2 separate regions of the Homo sapiens genome follow, and region 2 is linked to region 1. The links are chromatin loops, found by intact Hi-C in ENCODE. Cell type or tissue: PC-9. All regions are shown on one strand. Each heading gives the region's core, and the rest is flanking DNA. Links, peaks and the distances in the headings are about the cores only.

Region 1 (5,000 bases), core at 1-5,000:
TTATGTAGTAAGATTTATTTATGTACAAGAACAGTCATTTCAGCCCTGTTTGTAATAGTGCAAAACTAGAGACAAACTAAGTGCTCATTGATAAGGAAGTAGCTAAATAAGTTCAGTGCATATTATGGAGTGCCATTCAGGAATCTAAAATATTTATATGGAAGATTCTCATGTATGTAACACTTAAAAAATTGAAATATTGATATTTATATTTTGAGAGAGAGAGACAGAGAGATGCAAAAGCCTAAATATTTATGGCAGCGTCAAACTATTAACAGTGGTATTCTGCAGATGGGATTCAGAGTTAGGATGAGATAAAGTGAAACTTTTCCTTGTATTCTTATATATTTTCTGTTGCTCGAAATTTTCTTTTTCAAAAGCCTAGAATTTGTTTTCTTATGTCTTAATAATTAAACATACACATACTAACACATAACAGTGCATTAGCTGTTTGTTGGCAATAGTTCTCACTGTTTAAGCTGACTGCAGTTGGCAGCATTATTAAACAAATTGTACTTTTCTGACTCTTGGTAGGGGCATCAATAAACAATACTGCTGAAGAATAGGTTAGTTTCACTAATGGGTCAGTAATTATATTCTAGAACCAACCTGCTCCTATAGTTGCCTGGACACTTGTAAGCATCAAAAGCACTTGGAGATTTTGTCCACACAAGATAAATACGAAACATAGTATTTGCATTGTAGTATCTTAACATGAAAATAGAAAATTCAGGTTGATCTTGAGATCTAACTGGACTCTGCCACTTACTAAGTGTGCGACTGTGGACAAGTTTATCGGGTTTTCAGATCTTTCATTTCCTCATTCATAAAATCAGGAAGATAACATGCTTCTTACAAGGTTTTTGTGCATATGTATTATAGATAACATATGTAAACTGACACATAGTCTATACTGAACATGGCCTATTTGGATTGTAGTGAGGAGAAAAAGCAGTATGATTCATTGTTCTTTAGTAGAGACAAATAAGATTGACTGGATCCGGGTTGGCAAATACTGCTAGTGGTTCAGATGCCTCTTTTAAATAAAATGTTGAAACATAGCCACACCCATTAATTTGCATATTGCATATGGCTGCATTTATGTTATGTCACCAGGGTTGAGTAGTAGCTATAGAGAACTTAAGACCCATAAGCCTAAAATATATACTGTATGGTTTTTTGTTTTTTTGGTTTTTTTTTTTTTTTGAGATGTAGTCTCACTCTGTTGCTCAGGCTGGAGTGCAGTGGCGTGATCTTGGCTCGGCCAACCTACGCCTCGTGGGTTCAAGCAATTCTCCTGCCTCAGCCTCCCAAGTAGCTGGGACTATAGGCGCACACCACCATGCCTGGATAATTTTTGTATTTTTAGTAGAGAAGGGGTTTCACTATGTTGGCCAGGTAGGTCTCGAACTTCTGACCTCATGATCTGCTGGCCTTGGCCTCCCAAAGTGCTGGGATTACAGGCATGAGCCACTGCACCCGGCTGTATGGATCTTTATGAAAAAGCTTGCTGACCCTGGACATCATTTACAATATTATTTATAGTTTCATTTTTGTTGTTTTGTTTTGTTTGTTTTTGAGACAGAGTTCTACTCTTTCGCCCAGGCTGGAGTGCAGTGGTGCTATCTCTGCTCACTGCAACGTCCATCTCCCGGGTTCAAGCGATTCTCGTGCCTCAGCCTCCCAAAGTGTTGGGATTACAGGCATGAGCCACTGCGCCCAGTCTTATTTATGGTTTTAAATACCAGATTAACTTTAAAGATATATAAGTTAGAGTAATATGATAACTTTGAAGATTTACAAGTGGGTAAGTAATGATGTGAGAATATTACTGGCAGCGGTGTGTAGAATGGCTTGAATAAGCAGCAGTAGGGAGATAAATTGAGATTATCATGGGGAGTGGTGATTGTGGTAATAATCCTGGAAAGAGTGAGAAACAGATTATATTGTTCTGAGAAGGATGGCTGAGGTAGGATTATGTTAGCAGGAGGCACAAGAAGACTGATATCATTCTATCAATTCGAGTTTATAGACAGGATAATGGTGACAATAAATTTGTATAATAACTTAAAGCATACGTATGCATAACTTAAATCAGTTAATTAATTGTATCTCTGTGAGTAGAAAGTCAGAGGTAAGTCAGGATTGGATTCAATTTTAGATGTGGCATTTGGTGAATTTGAGGTGGCATTCAAGTAAGTATGTCATGCATGCAAGATAAAAATCCTGAGTCAGAGATCTGGAATGCGGTCAGGTGTACTGATAGGGTATTGAAGTCATTTGCATAGAAGTTACACATTAACTGGATGAAATCTCCAAGGGAGTGTAATATAAATGGAGAAGAGCAGACCTAACAGTTGAGCTTTAAGGAAGAGGGAATGAGCCTAAAAGAGCATTTGGTGAAGGAGATTGAGAAATAGTAGATTGTGAGTTGGACTTACCATTTGCTATGTACTTTTCCTACTCTTTACAATTTTATGCAGTAATGTAGAATTTAGTGAAGAGATTCTTGTTCATGCTGTCTAAACCTTTTCAATGCTGTGTTGAAGCCAGCTTGTATTGGCCTGTGAGAGTTAAATATTAAATTTTTAGGAATTTTGCAAGGTAGCTAAACACAACATATCTGTTTTAAAAAGTTAACTTATATAAGCTTAAATTAAATGTCATATGAAAAATAAAAATAGTAAATACTCAAAATTCATCACTTCCTAATTATTTCATGTTACTATTTATGCTCTTGAAGTTGTTATTTAAACCTGTTGTGTCTTTGTGGTAGAAATATGTTTTAATGCTGTACTACTGTTTGTCACTTCCCACCTCACTTTGGTTATGCCACTTTGGTCATTTGAAATTGGCTATGGTAGGAATATGTACACCGTGAAAATCAGCAAATGATAAAAATCAATGCTTAATTTATTGTTTTGTTGATTATAGACTTAAGAAAGTGATAGAGAAATTGTTAACAATGCAGATTCAACTTAAAGGTGTATCGGATGGTCTATACCCATTACAATACAATAACAAAAAATTGAGGAAGCATGTTTCCTCAGCCCTTATCTGAGTCAGCAGAGAAGTTGCTCACACCATTGACTAATGAATGAAGTTTCAACAAATGTCTTTATAATTTTACTTGCATCCTACTCATTAAAGTGAACAAAAATAGAAACCACCTTTCATGTTAAAATTCCTATTCATTCATCAGTTGCAGCTGTAGGTTAGATTCCAATAATTGGCTGGGCACGGTGGCTCACACCTGTAATCCCAGCACTTTGGGAGGCCGAGGCAGGTGGATCATGAGGTCAGGAGATCGAGACCATCCTGGCTAACACGGTGAAACCCCATCTCTACTAAAAATGCAAAAAAAATTAGCCGGGCCTGGTGGCGGGTGCCTGTAGTCCCAGCTACTTGGGAGGCTGAGGCAGGAGAATGGTGTGAACCCGGGAGTTGGAACTTGCAGTGAGCTGAGATTGTGCCACTGCACTCCAGCCTGGGCGACAGAGTGAGACTGTCTCAAAAAAAAAAAGATTCCAATATAAGAGTTGGGCAAAAATTATCTTTAAAATTATTTTGTGAGAATCGGTTATGTGGAATTTACAATAAAGAGTGTTTTGTGTTTTATTATTGTTTGTAAATTATATGCTAAGTATCCTTTATGTCTTTTTTGTTGGTTTATTTTGTTTTCAGACAGAGTATTGCCCTGTTGCCCAGGCTGGAGTGCAGTGGCGTAATCTCGGCTCACTGCAACCTCCGCGGGTTCAAATGATTCCCCTCCCTCAACCTCCTGAGTAGATGGGATTACAGGCATGCGCCACCATGCCCGGCTGATTTTTGTACTTTTAGTACTGATGGGGTTTTACTATGTTGGCCAGGCTGGTCCCAAATTCTGATTTCAGGTGATCCGCCTGCCTCACCCTCCCAAAGTGCTGAGATTTATAGGCATGAGCCACCGTGCCCGGCCGTATGTCTTAATACTTATAACTTAGGTGTTTGTATTTTTTTTTTGAAAAGACTGGCATAACACTGCCCTTCATGACTTTATAAAATAAACAAAATAAATAAAAATATTCCTAAGCCTTCATATTTTTGTACTGAAGAATTAGTCTTTTGCAGTTATATTTTGCATTTATTTTTGTATAGCAGCTATCATTTCCACAATCATTTCTTCCTCTTCATTTCCCTCTTTATTTGGGGGATTCATTTCACTCACTGTTATGTGAAATTAGGAAGGGAGGATAACATTTTTAGTTTGCTAGAGAGTTTCTCTGAAAGTAGAAGTATAAACCACTTCTAATCAGCCATATAGCAGGTGGTAAGGAAAGTAGTGAAACAGAAATGCATTATACTTATTAATTTGTTCGCTAAAATAATATAACATTTTCTAGGGATTCAACTAATGAAACTACTGCCCATTCCGATGCTGGCAGCGAGCTTGAAGAAACAGAGGTCAAAGGAAAAAGAAAAAGGGGTCGTCCTGGCCGGCCTCCAGTATGTATTATGCTTGTCTTCTTTGTTCCTTTAATAGTGACCGTGTTAATGAGTTTATATGAGTTGTTAATTCTAGTGCTAGTATGGTTAATACTTAAAAAAAATTCAGTGACACAATAGAGATTGGAAACTTTTTTTCACATAAATTGTCTTGGCAGTGATCAGAAAAAGGAGATGATTGTAGTATGATTTTGTTGCCCTCCTTCTCTTTGTAAATAAATGGTAGTCCATGTGAAGGCATAGAGAAGGTCACTAACAGTGAATGAGGTTTAGTTAGTTAAGACTTGCTGCTTTTCAGATGCAACTCTGATTTCTTATGAGCTCCCAAGTACTGTTTTGGAGTTTGGGGCCAGTCTCAGAGTATATTCTCATTGATAACCTGATTGGGAAGTTTAGAAGAGCTCTAGATAATCCTACTTTGAGAGATAGCTTAATGTATTGTACGAGCATCAGTCATAATTTAAGCATGCATAAACCCTATAGAAGATACTGTTATCTGCTTGTCAAGGGGTTAA
Region 2 (5,413 bases), core at 1-5,000, 330 kb before region 1:
AAGTTTCTCTTAAACGTGATTTGACATGAACAAACATCAAAGGCTACAGAGTTCCAATTTTAAGACAATAAAGCAGATAGGTACAAGCAACCAGGAGTGGAGCAGAGAAAACTATGTAATCTCACTGGCAGGGGAAATGTCCCAAACCAAATATTTTTTAGAATGCTATGGAGTACCTTTTCTTCAATGACCAGTAGAGAAATCCAATTTTTATAAGTCTCGTATCCAATGTTAAGCTCACAAATTGTCTTTTTATTCATGTGTATTTTGCTAGAATCTTTGTTTTAATTTGTTCTTACAGTTAACATCTCCAAGACACACACAGTAAGTCTGAAAGAACTACATTGCACTATATAAAACCAGACGATGAGATAAGTAACAAAGTGCACAGAGCTCTGCTTTTATTTATTTTGATGATTTCTCTTTCTAGATTGTTGTGTGGACATTAAGAAGAGAGATTTCCAAACAGAATGCAGGCCTTTTCTTTGGGATGTGGGAATAGAGGTTTAGGAGGTGATAAATCTTTTGTAAAACAGATATACGATATTCTATACACATATTTCAACCCCAGGCCCTGGGAAAGTATTTTTTGCCTTCTTAACCTATATTCAAGGCCCAAACTATTGGATGTATTCTAATTCATACTTACCTGTGAGCAAACATGGAATCAATGCGTAGAAAAACCACATGAAAAGACTTGTCCAGATTTCTTCTAGAACCATTGTGAAAGTCTGCATTTGGTAGACTCAGTTTGACCTAGAACATTGTTTCTTTCCAAAATAAAGCATTCTGTCCATCTCAGCCATCTTTCTTCAGAATGCATATGTTGGAGCTGAGGTCTGAGTCGCAGCGAAGCCTGAATTGTTCTAGAGCCGGCCCAGGAAGCTCAGAAAGGGCGGGCTCCGAAGCACCCTCCTTTCTGCCCAAACCCAGATGTTGCATCAGCAGGGAGTGGCCTAGGAGAGTTCCAGAGAAAATGTAACTTTGGGGAGCTTGAGAATCTGCCTATGAGCAATACCCGGACCACAGGCTCTGTCCTAAAGGACTCTGCACCTCCCTAAAAGCCAATGAGCAGGCAGGATTATCTCCCTCCCTCATTAAATAGCTGTCCTCTTCCAAGTTTCTCTCTGTGAGTTCATTCAAGCTGGGTACTGACTAGCTCTTTTTTCTAATATGTACCCACTTCAGAAAAACTAAAGATATTTGAAAAAATTTAAAATACCCTTCTAAAAGTCAGGAGGGTAAAGAATAATATATAGCTTCATATTTGCATGCATTTGCAAAAAGAAAAACTAAAAGAAGATATAAGAAATGAACAAGATTGGTTACCTTGGGGCAGAGAAAGTGGGAATTGGAAAGGTGGAAGAGAAAAATGGGAACAAGACTTTTGACTGAATATCTTTGTATATCGTTTGATTACTGAGTCACGTGAATGTATTACTGAAAAATTAAAACCAATTTCAATAGGTGGAAGAAAAACCTTGTGATAGTATTTAGCCCTTTAAAATTTAGCCCTTGAAGGACTTTAACCACCCTAATGTGCAAATACAATAGTGGAATAAACATGGGTTCTAGAGTATAATGTATTTTGGTTCAAGTTTCAGAACTTACAATGTAACCTTGGGAAAGTTGGTCATTTATTTATTCATTCAAGAAACCTTCACTGAAGGCCTACTATGTGCTAGTTCTTAGGAATTCAACAGTCCATTCCCTCAACAAGAATTTCCCAACTAGTGGAGAAGATAGACACGGGAATAATCATAAGTCAATTTTTAAAATGAAGGGACAGCAATATTCGTAAGGAAACATAGCATCACTAAAAAGAAACATCTAACCCAGTTTGTAGGATTACAGAAAGCTTCCTGGAGGAGGTGACTCCAGGACTGGGTGTTAAACTCTGGAAAAAAAAAAAAAAAATCAGCCAGGAATGTTGTTTTTAGGAAGCAAGAAGAAGTTTGGTGCAACACGAGAACAAGGTTGAAATGGCGAGAAATAGGGCTTAGTGGCAGACAGAAACAGGATTCTAGAGAGTTTTGAATGCCTTATTGAGGAGCTTGGAATTTATCCTGAGAGGAATGAAGGTCAAAGGAAGGGTTCAAAGCTCAAATATGACCATGTCATTCCCTGCATTTGAGCTTTAAAAAGTTTGTGACTAGGGTGGAGAAAACAGCACAGGGGGCCAGATTGAAGGCAGGAGGGCCATGAGGGAGCTATGGTAGTGATCCAGGTGACAGACATTGTTGGCTTCCACTAGGTTTCTCATGTCTGCAGAGAGAAATGACCAAATTCAAAAGATAAAGAAGATAGAACTGATAGCTCCTGGATATTGAGTGCATTAAGAGGGCTGGGGAGGAGGAGCCAAACATGGCTTTCAGGTTCTGAGTTTGGGTAACTGGGTGGATGGCAGCACCTCAAGTGAAATAATGAAGTGGGTGGAGTGTGGTCAGGACAGGCAGGATTGGGGGTGCTATAGAAAAAGGCTGCAAATGTTCAGCTTGCGAAATTTGAGCTTAGATGCTTATATGGGCAGGGGAGTCTCTAGTATATAAATAATCTTTGTCTCAGGTTGATTGGTGTCAACTTTTTAGTTGTGTTTCTTTAGGCAAGTCATTTAAACTATCTGCTTTATGGTTCTCATCTGAAAATTGGGAACAATTATAATAGTGTCTGACTCAGGGCTGTTGTGAGGATTAAGTGAAACTTAGAACAGGATCTGGCACAAAATAAGTATACAATAAACATTGCTGTATATCTTTTTACCACACCATAGTCAAGAAAACCTGGTGCATATTTTCCTTGATTCCAGCACTGTGAGTCAGTGGCCACATCTGTACTTTGACCTCTGGTCACTAGCTGCTTGTACAGTCTCTCACTGCTCCTCTTAAGAGTGCTTCATACATGGCCTCAACGTCTGTCCCCAATGTTACCTTTGTTCTCCATCTTGGCTTCCTGATTCCTCTCTCCTAAGTTCGCTTCTGCTCACAGTTCCAGCATGTCAAAAGTTAGCAATATAAGCCAATGTGTACTGGATATCTATTATCTGCCAAGAATGTCCTAAAGGGTTTCTACACACTATATACATGTCCATATATTATACAACAGACTTGCAAGGTAAGATATGATTTGATTCTCCACTTTTCAGGTGAGAACACAGGGCTCAGGGAAATTAACTTACTGTAGATCACAGAGCTATTCAGGGATGGAAACAGGAATTCTAACTGAGGTCTGCATAACTCCAAGCTTTTTTCACTCACTTTAACTGCCTCCCAGTTAGCATCAAAGGAATGTGTCTGAGGGACACAAAGGAGTGATCCAAGAGATCAGCAAAGGCTTTAGGGAATAGGTAGACCTCAATATGAGGTTCCGGATGTACCAATTGGATATGGGTAGGAGGGGAAGAGAGGCACACTGTTCATCATTCCTTTTGGGAGAATGATATGAGCAAAGATGGAAAGGTAGAGGGGAATACAGACTGAATTAAGAAGATGAAAATGAAAGTAAACAGAGAAAATGGAGGAAAGAATAAGAATCATTTAGCTATGCTGTCGGAGAAGAAGAGTTGTTTACCAAACTTTGAAGTGTTACGATGGCTAGTTAGCTCCACCTGCTCATTGGTCCCTGTCAAGACACTCCTGTCCAGCACTACAATGCTCTGGCAAGACAGTACTGCCTGCCAATCCTTCATAAGCCATTGCACAGAGTCTGCCCTGGGTTCAGCACACCTCAAGGGGCACTGAGAGATAATGCCATCTGCCTGTCATATTTTTTGAACAATAATCCGTTTCAAGCCTGGGTCATGACCCAACAAGTAACTCAGACCACCCACCTCTGCCTGGGCTGTATCTTTGGGTGAGGACTTCTGGAGGGCTGTGCCTCACCTGCTAGCCCCTAACATTCCTGGATAATCCCTGACCCTGATTTTGCCTTTCTCTTCTGGCTTTGAGGTGCCCCTCTATAGAAAGAGAAGTTGTAATGTCTTGTCTATGCAACATGCACAACGAAACTATTCTCTATCCTGTTTCCTGCACTTCTCAAGTTAATTTCTGGTGCCTTCCACAGAGTTGGAGGGTCATCCATGTCAGAAGATAAACCGCTGGAAGAATAGACCAATTTCCTATAGGTAGGTACAGTTCAGAAATAGGATTTTTTTTTCGATTACACTATTTGCCACTTAAATCTCTGATATTTAATTATGGAAGGAAAAGCAAGCAGAGAAAAGGTTTTATGAAAAGGTAGAGGCAGTGGGGAGGGATGGGAAGTTTTGTGGCCAAGGAAGAGAACCCTAAGCTCTCTGTGCCCTGCAGGGCCAGGACTAAAATTAAGGGAAGCACCTAGGGCGCAAAATCTGAGGCACTCACTCTTAGGGTTGTGCAAGTCCAGGATAGGCCCTGTGTCCTTGAATGAACTATGTGGTCAATTATTACAGTCCAGTAATCTTCCTTTCCCCTACTTAACACAAAATAGTTCCTTCCCTTTGCATTAAGATTCTTAGATATCTATGTTCTGTCTTGTAGCACTTCTGACATTTAGTTGGATTTCACTGTGTCTCTATTTTTTCTTTTTAGAAGTAACACAGGGAATTTAAATAGCGGAATTCCACTTGTCTTAGACTCTTCTAATTCATGCTTCCACCAAGACTGTTCCGGGTGGAATTTTTTTTTTTTTTTTTAGATGGAGTTTCGCTCTTGTTGCCCAGGCTGGAGTGCAATGGCGTGATCTTGGCTCACCGCAACCTCCACCTCCCGGGTTCAAGCGATTCTCCTGCCTCAGCCTCCCCAGTAGCTGGGATTACAAGCATGTGCCACCACGCCTGGCTAATTTTGTATTTTTAGTACAGACGGTGTTTCTCCACATTGGTCAGGCTGGTCTTGAACTCCCGACCTCATGTGATCCCCCCGCCTCGGCCTCCCAAAGTGCTGGGATTACAGGCCTGAGTCACTGTGCCCGGCCCCAGGTAGAATTTCTACACGTTTTTAGAATCTAATTTTCAGGGCTCCTGCATTCCTTTTTCACTTCTGAAATACTTCAGTTTTTCAATTTCCTCCCAAATGTTTGTCTGGTCATCAGGAATTTAACCTCCAGGGTTTCCTTAGAGTGTGCTCAATTAGAACCCTTAAGTCGGCCAAACTGTCCTCTTCCTGTAGTTATCTTTTTCTACCTGACATCCCCCCAAAAAACTCCTCTTAAAATGGAGAATCAGGGTTTATTCAGAATAGCCTTCTGTAGTTAAATGTTCCACATTTCGATAAAATACCATTTTAGTCAAATTAAAAATCTGAAAACCAGAAACAATGCTCTGTAATAGTGAAGTTCCACATAGTTTTCAAATGATTTTGGTTGCTGTATTTTATTCAGTCACTGGTCGTTCGTAGTCATCAGTGATTCTATTAAGTGGAGCACACAGTATACTCAA

The links. Peaks named below come from ENCODE experiments on the same cell type or tissue, not always from the same donor. Only the 100,000 strongest peaks of a DNase experiment are listed, where the experiment ranks them.
Region 2: it touches region 1 in a loop (3-fold over the local background); 1 of 110 quality-filtered maps calls a loop at or near these places.

Annotation. Positions count from the first base shown.
Region 1 is chr3:136,622,631-136,627,630 of GRCh38, reverse strand. It overlaps STAG1 (STAG1 cohesin complex component), which reads left to right. Exons shown (of 34, transcript NM_005862.3): 3 at 4,383-4,485. Among named protein-coding and RNA genes, the nearest start is that of STAG1, 130 kb to the left of the region's middle. RefSeq lists an enhancer at 1,457-1,957. In PC-9, for the core only: no CTCF peak of the experiment used is centred there; a DNase peak (open chromatin) is centred at 2,240; H3K27ac peaks cover 1,254 bases.
Region 2 is chr3:136,953,438-136,958,850 of GRCh38, reverse strand. IL20RB (interleukin 20 receptor subunit beta) reads right to left here and starts at 868. Exons shown (of 7, transcript NM_144717.4): 1 at 650-868. The coding sequence starts at 737. It overlaps IL20RB-AS1 (IL20RB antisense RNA 1), which reads left to right. Exons shown (of 4, transcript NR_183729.1): 3 at 4,060-4,120. In PC-9, for the core only: no CTCF peak of the experiment used is centred there; DNase peaks (open chromatin) are centred at 2,810 and 4,420; H3K4me3 peaks cover 960 bases; H3K27ac peaks cover 2,802 bases.